Linked DNA regions of Mus musculus: region 1 is linked to region 2. Evidence: chromatin contacts called from ENCODE POLR2A ChIA-PET data. All regions are on one chromosome and are shown on one strand. The core of a region is the stretch at or near the end of the contact, and the rest is flanking DNA. Distances in the headings are between cores, read along the strand shown.

Region 1 (5,068 bases), core at 2,070-4,569, 66 kb before region 2:
AGATGCTAAGTGGCTGAGAAGACTCCCTCCCGTTAACTTCTGTCTTAAAGCTAGCTCATCCTTCTTTCAGTTCCTCAAACAAGTCTAGGTTCTTCCTGCCTGGGGCCCCAGATCAGCTAAGGCAGAACATGTAAGTGGTAGGTCAGACACCCTGAGTCCATACTCTAACTTAGCCACATCTTAACAGGAAAAGCCATTAGACCTTGGATTTCTCTGGGACAAAGTGAAGTGTTGCACATGTGATAAGGGTCTACTACACAGGTTGCAGTAGAAGCCAGCCAGCTCTCAGGGGGCACCCCGTCCCGTCCTGCTAACAAACTCTTCCTCCTTCCTCACCAGATTTGCCACACATCCCCAGGGTGCTGCTTACACGAACTCAAATGTCATTGTCACTGTTCCCAGAGGGGTTGCTGTGAGTGGATTCTTGTGATTTTTAAAGCTGTTTGTCTGATTCGGAAACTATGGTTGACCTAAGACCCACAGTGATAGAAAGGATATTTGTTTGGTTTTCTCTACAAAGAAGCTGGCTGGGAAAAACCATTCAATCAACAGTGCAGGAAGGAAATTGAGAAAGAAAGAAAGAAAGAAAGAAAGAAAGAAAGAAAGAAAGAAAGAAAGAAAGAAAGAAAGAAAGAAAGGAAGGAAGGAAGGAAGGAAGGAAGGAAGGAAGGAAGGAAGGAAGGAAGGAAGAAAGAAAGAAAGAAAGAAAGAGAGAAGCAAACAACCCTGGGACAGGAGTCATGGCAAAAGAGGCCAATGATGGGATTTAAAAAAATGGTAGGGAGACAGAGGAGATAGCCTGAGGCAGTGGGAGACTGGGGAGTGGGGGTGCCCAGGGGACTAGGTGTCCAGAGGGTAGGGAGGGAAGCTCAAGGGAGCAGAGAGATAAGAAATGTAGGAGTCCCCACTAATGGATACCAACTGTGCCACGAGGCACATATCATCTAACAATGAATGTAGACAATGGCCTCATGGAAGTTTAATAACTTGGTCAAGGTCATATCATAAATGCAAAAGCAGACTCAACAATCAAACCCATATTACCTGTATAAACTCATTTTTTTGTGGGTTGGGGGGAGGGGGTGACACAACATCTCTCTACATGGCCTTGACTGTCCTGGAACTTGAAGAGCTAAATCCATGTGTCCCTCCCCTCCCAAGTACGGAGTTAAAGGTGTGTGCCATTAAACTCATGCTTTTAAATTAACCTAAATAAACTAACCTGTGCTGTGACCAGCTGTCAGAAAGCATCAAGGGCAGAAATCAAGCAAATGAGGGGAATATTAACAAGCACTTCCACAACCTTTACATCCTTCTAGGCACCCATTAAGTCCTTTGCGCTATCAACTCAATCCTTACAAATCCATGACTCACAGCCACTTTACACAGGAGGGAACAAGGGCACATTAGCACCTTGCCCAGGGACACACACCTCACAACTGGAGCAGCCTGGGTCCAGAGTAGACTCCGATCACCAGTCTGTGCCTCTCCAACAAGCCATGGAGGGAGATTTACTGAGCCCTACCATGATCCAACCTGAAGGAAGACATAGGAGAATAGGAAAGGCTGCTCTTTACCTTGAATTCAGGCCAGAAAATGGAGCACCTGCAAACAGGCATAACTAGGCAAAGAAAAAAAAAAAAAAAAAGCAGCTGGGTCCCAAGTCAGGCCTGGACAGACACCAGAAGACAAACATATGACAAACATAAGGAGACTGGGGGAGGGGAGAGAAAGGGAGGGAGAAAGGGAGAGAAAGAGGGAGGGGGGGAGAGAGAGAAGAGAAGAGAAGAGAAGAGAAGAGAAGAGAAGAGAAGAGAAGAGAAGAGACACACCAAAACTCGGGCAAAAAGAAAGCAATACAGCGAGGCAGGAGGACAGGGAGGACAGAAAGACAGGGACCCTGAAACAAAACACACACATGACACCCAGGGCTGGGGGGGGGTGGGAAGAGATATAACTTAAAAGAACACAAAATTTGCACTCAAATCCCGGCCACATAAGCAACCAGCAAAACAACCCTGTGACTCAGTTCACCTAACTGTGTAACAAAGGGAGGGGTGCTGCCCGGCAAGCTTGCTGATTAAATAAGACGGGTACATAAAGAACTTGGTTCTGTGCCCCACAGATAGTAGGCGCTCGGTACTCCTGGCTGCTATTATTATCAGAAAAAACATTTCCAAAAGGGTGGCATCTAAAGACGCACTATCCTAACACCAACTACCTACTTCAAGCATGTTCAAAAAAAACATACTAAATCTCACAAATGCTGCTGAAAATGGGGCCATTTTCCACAGTTAATTTAGAATTTCTTATTAAACAGTACAAACAATATAGTGAGTCCCCAAGGGGGACTCAAAAACCTGGTATCAAATACTAAGCGAGACAAAATCTCTAGTAACTAGAGCTACTAATAATCACATGCTTAACTCCAGGCCAGACACTGTAAGGCACTTTACCAGGACCACTCCAATGCGCAGAGACCCTGTGGTGCAGGAATTATGAATGCTTCCGTTTAGAAGACTAGGAAAACTGAAGACCAAGGCAAGCAGCGGGGGCTTTGGAATCCACAGCCAGAGCTCTTGTCAGAACACCAGAGACTCAGAAACCTGGGAAGCACATCCTAAGCAAAAGCAGTGGGTTCCTAGAAAGGAATTTTGGGCCTGGGGACGACAGCAATGACCCGGAGAGAAATAATGCACCAAGAGGGAGACCAGTCTGGGGAAATGAAGACACAGAAACCCAGAAAATACAAGCATTGCATGCATCCTGACAGGAACACGGAGCAATCCAAGACACAAACAGCACTCGGATCTCCAAGCCCTTTTGTACAAACACAGAAACACAGAAGCAGAGCAACACAGACAGCAGGGCCACGCGAGACGGGGACACTGACAATCCCAAAAAAAGACACACACCGGCAGGCAAACCCGACCCGGGCACAGCGGTACAAAAGCAGCCACAAGCCATCAGCGGCTGGAACACCGGCTCCGAGGCTGGCTGGACCCGCGCGCGCCACGGCCCAGGCCGGAACACCGGACTTGCCGCGACGGAGGCCAGCATTGCGCCCCTCGCTCACCTCGGCCCGCTTATACCGGGCTTCCAGGGGTCATGACGGTCAGCCCCCTGCCCCCGCTCGGCCTCGGTGTCGCGGGGCGCGCGCCGAGCTGCGGGAAGCAGAAGTGCGCACGTGCGCACGCACAGACGCACGGAGGGCCGCACAGCGACGGCCCCGCCGCCCCGGCGCCCGGGAGGGGCGCAGAGAGCCGGGCGGGGGAGGGGAGCCGCCGAGCGGACGGGAAGCAACCGAAGGTGGCAGCGGACCGGAAGCGGAAATGAACTCACGTGCCCCGCCCTCTGCACTTCGCCCGGCAGCCTCCACTTCCGCGACCAAACCCACCCCGGCACCATTTCCGGCGCACGGGACTGCGCGTCCTTATGCCCTTGCGTCACTTCCGCATCTACGCAGCAGTGGAGACGCGTAAAGGTCCAAGCCTTGAAGCCTCCACTGTGGCTACCCTCGCGGGACCCTCAGGCCTGCCTCCTTCCCTGGGTGCCACCCTCCACACCCTCGGCCGAAAGAGACGGGCGGACACACTGGACACAGATGAGGATCCATAAAGTAAAATACAACAAAATGTTTAATGAGCAAATTCGTATTAGCAAATATGAAACTGCCACAGAGAGGGGGAGCGGGACAGAGACCACGGGTTGAGTCAGGAAGACTAAGGAGAAGAACCAACTACTTAAGAAACCAGGGTGGAGAACAGGAAGGACCAGAAGCCAAAGGACGGGAGCTGTGGTCCTGCAAAGGGAGAGGGCAGGGCACTGAGGGCCAGACAACAAAATTCAAAATAGTTTGGCCATAAAATATAAACACGCTATGTTCCTACCATGGGGGAAGAGAGGAGGAAAGGGGTGTAAGGGATAAGAGGCTGTTTGGGAAGGGGCTGTGGAGGTCCTACCCGCCCTGCTGTGCACACAGTCCCCATCCCAGCCCGTTCCCTCTGTGTCTGTGTGGGTGCATGTGTCTGTGTGGGCCTGTGTGCACTTGCCCAGTCCCCTTCCTGCCCTAGCCCCCCACCCCCCACCCCCCTTAATTGCTGCCATTCCAGTTGCTGCCGGCTGTCATTCGGCTGTCACTCCTCTGCCCATCTTCTTCAAGAGGGGGGAAAGGAGGAGGGGACAGGTGGGGGGAAAGTCCCCAGCCAGCCCTGCCCCCACCCTCCCCCAGCCACCTCTACCAGAAGTCCCGACGGTGGTAAGAATCAGGGTCACAGTATTTTGTGACCACCACTCTGTTGGCGAACTTGCGACCGGTTAGACCCTGCATGGCTTTCTGGCAGTCAAACACAGAGGTGAACTCCACGAAGATCTGTAGGAACAAGAGGCATATCTGTGAACAAGGTTGGCTCCTAGCATCTACTCAGCATTCATTTAAAGTACAGAATCAGCACAGGAAATGAGAGAACACCTCACCACACTGCACAGAGGACTTCAGTTCAGTATGAGGGTGTTTACCCAAACGTTCTCCAGTACCCAAGAACAAGGCACAGAAGCGAGACATCACAGAAATGAAGAAAACCAGGCAGGCCTGAGTCACTTAAGTACACGGGGCAGTGGCCAGAGGCAAGACCCCAGAGGAGAGAAGGGGTCACTTCTGCATCATGCACCCTACAGTGTTCCCCAAGCCACAACTGTCATGTTCTCCCCACAGACAAGGTAAGGAAAGCTCAGAAATTAGGACTCAAGCCCAACCTGAATTAAAACAGGTTCATCTATCCATGTTGACAAGCCTGCTTGAACCACTCAATCACCTTAAAGGAAATGATTACAATGAAGGTCCCCTAACATGGGAACTGCATGACTACCGCACTACTTTAACAAACCAGTTGACTTCAGAAGAGAGTGGAGAGAATATGAGATAAAAGTGATAGAAACTTTATGGGGCCAGCAAAATGGCCCTACAATTCCGGCATCCTGCATTCAACCCGACTCCTTCCCAAAACACTGTCCTATGCTTGCACAAAAACAAAAACAAGTGAGTTAAAAGGGGCTGGAGAGAGAGGGC
Region 2 (5,002 bases), core at 1,173-3,672:
GTGGCCTTGATGTGGTAGGTGTGGCCTTATGGAGTAGTGTTTCACTAGGTGTGAACTTTGAGGTTTCGAAATCCCACACCAAGCCAGTCTCCTCCTCCCTCAAACCTATGGATCAGATGTCAGCTCTTAGCTACTGTTCCAGCACCATGTCAGCCTGTTGGTCACCATTCTCCCAACCAAGATAGATGATCACGGACTAACCCTCTGAAAAATATAAGCATGCCTCCAATTAAAACGCTTTCTTTATACGTTGCTATGGTCATAGTTTTTCATTACATCAACATAACTACAAAAAGCCTTTAAAGTCAAAACAAGCCAAAAATAAATAAATTTTTGAAAAAATCCAGCTAAGAATGTAGGCCTTGAAACAGCCCATCAAATTCTGGGTCACAAAGGTCTCAAAAGGCTCCTGCTCCCCACAGAGATGGGGGGGCATGAAGAGAGACAAGTCCTAGCCAAAAGCTATTGATTTGTGAAAGATATATATGAAAGTTGCTAAGAGTCTGGGCTTTGAAGTCATATACCCAGAAATCAAATGCTGAGTCTGTCCCTTCCTTTGTGTGACCTTAGCCAAGATCCTTACTTCTCTGAGCTTATTTGTGTCTTTTGTAAGATGGAAATCGGGGATTTTTGTTTATTGGTTTGTTTGATTGGTTTTACCTACTAACCCAGACATGCTGTGAACATAAGAGCCAGCACTACAGCACTGGTCGTTGAGCCTCACAGCAATCCTCTGAGGGAACATTTTCAAAGGGTTTCATTTGGATCCAGTTTGGCCAACAATCACCATGTGATTCTACAAGTGGCTTTGCCTGAGTCTGTTTCCTTCTCTATAAAGTCAATATACCAAGGTTGTTGGGAGAATCGACAGGAATGAGGAAGCTTCAAAAATGTCCTTAGTGCACAGTCTAGAAAATAGAAAGCTCCAGGACTTTCCCCAGTGCCCACAAGATCCCAGGATAGTAGGAATTGAGTGTACTTGGGGTCAAAGGTCAAAGGTGCAGCTAGCAGCAGATTCTGTCGGGGGACCCTGCACCCCTCTTTTTATTATTTTATTGTTTGGTTGGTTTAAAGTTTTGTGTGTGGTGTTGGCTATCCTAATCAGGGCCTCACACATACTGGGCCTGAGCTACACCCCCAAAACTTGCACCCCCTTTTAATATGCACATAGCATGAGGTCCACACAGAAGCAACTTGTCCAGGATCATATGGTTCGCACGATGAGGAAGCCTGGACAAGAAGCTGAGTTTCTGAAACATACCTATGAAGTGACAGAGTGGCTCTTCGACCCTCTCCCACCCACAAGTCCGGTACGACGCGTGCCTGTCAGGCGCGAGTGGCCCAGCCCGCAAGCGGGGCGGGCCCTCAGGGTACGGTGGCCAATGAGCGGCGCGGGGACATTGGTGGCAGGGGCTGCCAGAAGGGGGTCTGCGCGCGCGAGCCCAGACCGCTCGGCGGGGCGCGAGGTCGACGTGCGCAGGAGAGAGCAAAGAAGCTGGGAACAGGTGCCGGGTGCGCGCTTATGCGCGCGCGCCGGGACCACCCTCTTTCCCCCATCCCCCCCACCCGGGCCCCCCGCCTCTGGGTACCTCATTTGCATGCTGCCTGGGCTCGCGTGTGTACGCGCGCGCGCGCCGGGGGCGACGGGCCGAAGCGTGGGAAGGGGCGGGAGAGAGGGGGCCCAGCCCCTAGGCGGCGGCGGGGCGGGGGTGTGGGAGGTAGCAGAGCGTGAGCTGGACCCCGCCCCTCGGCACGGAAGCCGGGGGCCCCTCCCTCCCTTCCCTGCTGCCAGCGCCCGCGGGGAACAAAGAGGATGCCCTGGGTCCCAAGGCCCCGACACGCTAGCAACAAATGCGCCTGCGTATCAGGCGCCTTCGTGTGCCCAGTGACAACGCACAAAAATCCCCAACCACCTGCAAAAATGCCTTTCCTCCCACGAAGCCTTCCCAACCCGGTGACCCAATCAAATACAGGTACCGGATAGATGAGAAGCGGGAAATGGCTGCTAAGTGCCCCTAATTAATATGGCGCCCATCAGCTTCAAAGAGCCATGGAGTTAAAGTAGTAAAATGGTGCTTGGTGTTTCCTAACTCTGAACAAGTTTGACCACTTGGATTTTTCTCCCTCTTCCCGCATCCTTCCCAGCAGAAGTCAAAGACTAGAAAAAAAAAGCAATCTTATCTAAACACATCTATGTTAACTCTTTGTAACCGCACCGTGGGCTACGAAATGCTGCACGCTGAGAGTATTGCCCTTAGTCTATATGGCGCCGCGGGTAACTTAGGCCCCGCCCCTGCCCTGCCCTCAACAAAGATGGCGCTAGCCTAGCTTCTTTAACCTCCGCGGCTGGAAATAGGAAAGGAAAACACAGAAGGGCGGGGCGGGGGCGGGATAGAGAAGCCAAGAAGGAGGGGTAAAGGGGGGTTGGGGGGGCGTAGAAGAGAGCTGAGGCGGAAGTCGAGAGGCCCCTCAGGTGGAAGTGACGCTGACCCCGCTACCCAAAATGTCGGCGCCCAGAGGGAGGTGTAAGTAATTAAACAGGAAAGCGGACAGACTTTCCCGGCCCCCCGGAGGCCTGCCTGGTCTCCAGGACCTCCGCAACGCAAAAGCAAGGTGGTCTTGCCTAGTTCCTGGGCCGCTTGACCTGCCCCCGACTCGGGCGCCCGAGACTGCACCTTGTAGGGGCAGGGAGAGGGGTACAAAGGGCCAGTTTTCCGGGCCTTGTTCGCAAGATCGAGCAGGGGTGGGGGTGGGGGCCGGCTGCACCAGACACCGTAGGGCGCAGGAGGGGCGGAGCTTAAGGTGGTCGGGGCGGGGCAGAACTGGAGGAGTAGCTTGTTGAGGCGTGGCTTATAGTTGGAGGGGAGGGGTTTCAAGAAAGTGTGGAGACTGGTTAGAAAATGGAGAGGTTTATATAAAGTGGGGCCTAGCAAAGAGGCGTGAATCTCATGAAATGGGGGAAAGGGCCTTGGTTGAAAAATTGAAGAAACTTCGTAAGATGAGGGGAAAACTGGGGTCCAGTAAGACAACAGAGGCCCAGAGTATGTTGTGTGAAGTTTGCCTGAGGTGTGACTTAAAGAAAAGCTTACCTTGACAAGGGGGTGGGGGTGGGGGCATTAGCGGGGCGGTGGTTGCGCACGCCTTTAATCCCAGCACTTGGGAGGCAGAGGCAAGCGAATTTCTGAGTTCGAGGCCAGCCTGGTCTACAAAGTGAGTTCCAGGACTGCCAGGGCTATACAGAGAAACCCTGTCTCGAAAAAAAAAAAAAAGAAAGAAAGAAAGAAAAAACAACAAGACAAGACGGGGGGCGGGGGGGGGGGCAGCGATCTAGGTGTGCAATTTGGAAAGTTTTAGTGGAACTATCAGGTTTTTATCACGAAGGTAAAAATGCTTGGGGGGGGGGCTTGGCGGCAAGCTAAGAATATAATAGCGAAGTAGAGGTGATTATAGAAAAATGTGACTTATTTGAAGGAGAAGTTAGGTGGGATTTGGAAGCAAGTCTCAGTGAAGATTTAACTTAGAAAAGTCAAGTTAACTAAGAAGCATATGAGAATAAAGAAACTAAGAGGAACTTGGTCAAACTGCTCAGTTACGTCTTTCCTGTGCCTCGGCTTTCCTAAGTGCGTTGTACAGCTTGCTACAGTTTTACTTAGCTCACACCATCACTGTATGAAGGAAACACTGGCATTCCCATTTCATTGGTAAAAAGGTTTTGTTTCTGAAACTACAGAACTAGTGTGAGCTCCCTAGAAGCACGAGGTGAAGGCACTTGTTTAAAAGAGAATCAAGAGCTTAGGGAAGAGAGGGAGGGGCTTGAAAGAGGCAGCCCACGCCCAAGCAACAGTAGGAGGGCCTTAGTCTGTAGTGCGCAGGCTTGGAGAGGATTGAGGGAGAGCTTGAGAACACCTTTTGAAGAAAACAACGTGGACGTGGCTAGGAAGGTTAGAGAACGAGGAGGCTTTGTAAAGAGTGGGAAAATTTTAAAGGGTAGTGGTTGCAGCTCGGTGGTGGGGGTGGCTTAGCACTTTGAGAGTCTACCTGGGCCAACTGCTTCTGAGCCAAGAGAGCCGAGGGAAGGGATGGCCAATGGAGAGGTGACTCTTACTGGTGTCTCTTTTGTACTCCAGAGAAAGCCCCAAGCCACCTCCGGACCTTCCGTCATGGAAGACTCCTCGCTGCCTGTGGTTCCTGCCCCCATCGCTGCTCCAGGACCAGCACCATCTGCCACTGCGCCTCGGGTCCCCTTTCACTGTAGCGAATGTGGCAAGAGTTTCCGTTACCGATCAGACCTGAGGCGCCACTTTGCTCGACACACGGCTCTCAAGCCCCACGCATGTCCTCGATGCGGTAAGGGCTTCAAGCATAGCTTCAACTTGGCTAACCACCTGCGCTCACACACTGGTGAACGACCCTACCGATGCTCTGCCTGCCCTAAGGGATTCCGAGACTCCACTGGCCTGCTGCACCACCAGGTGAGTCCGGGGAGCCACATGTGGCTCAGACACTGGGACTCCATTCCACTCAGGGAAAGGCAGCTAGTGATGGCCCTGGCTAGTAAATTTGCCCCGCAGCCGTGTGTTTACACCATCTTGAAAATATGTTAGTGTACACCCAATAGGTCCATGTACACCCACCTCCTTTATTCTACAATGATCAATTTCCCCTACATGGAACACAGGCCTTCAAGGGAACTCAACGAGGCCTACAAATGATCAGGCACCAGGTAGAGGTTAAAGAAAGCAGTTTCTGCCAGGCAGTGGTGGCACACGCCTTTAATCCCAGGCAGAGGCAGGCGGATTTCTGAGTTCAAGGCCAGCCTGGTTTACAGAGTGAGTTCCAAGACAGCCAGGGCTATGCAGAGAAACCCTGTCTCAGAAAAAAAAAAAAAAGAAAGAAAAGAAAGAAAGAAAGAAAAAGAGAGAGAGAGAAAGAAAAGAGAAAGCAAGTAAGCGGTTTCTGAGAAAAGAGTTCTCTAAGGGAGATGTTGGGAAGCAAATTTAAA

What was found. ChIA-PET counts read pairs that join two places held with the same protein, here RNA polymerase II (POLR2A).
Region 1: POLR2A ChIA-PET joins it to region 2 with 11 read pairs in Patski. The contact joins the promoter of Epn1 here to the promoter of Fiz1 in region 2. POLR2A ChIA-PET finds 5 or more read pairs at or near these places in 3 of 5 experiments (Patski and embryonic stem cell).

What each region holds. Positions count from the first base shown.
Region 1 is chr7:5,078,486-5,083,553 of GRCm38, reverse strand. Epn1 (epsin 1) reads right to left here and starts at 3,319. Exons shown (of 12, transcript NM_010147.4): 1 at 3,077-3,319; 2 at 1,433-1,536. It overlaps U2af2 (U2 small nuclear ribonucleoprotein auxiliary factor (U2AF) 2), which reads right to left. Exons shown (of 12, transcript NM_133671.3): 12 at 3,609-4,372. The coding sequence ends at 4,238.
Region 2 is chr7:5,012,148-5,017,149 of GRCm38, reverse strand. It overlaps Fiz1 (Flt3 interacting zinc finger protein 1), which reads left to right and starts at 2,422. Exons shown (of 3, transcript NM_001110329.1): 1 at 2,422-2,525; 2 at 4,128-4,472. The coding sequence starts at 4,161. It overlaps Zfp524 (zinc finger protein 524), which reads right to left and starts at 1,642. Exons shown (of 2, transcript NM_025324.2): 1 at 1,590-1,642.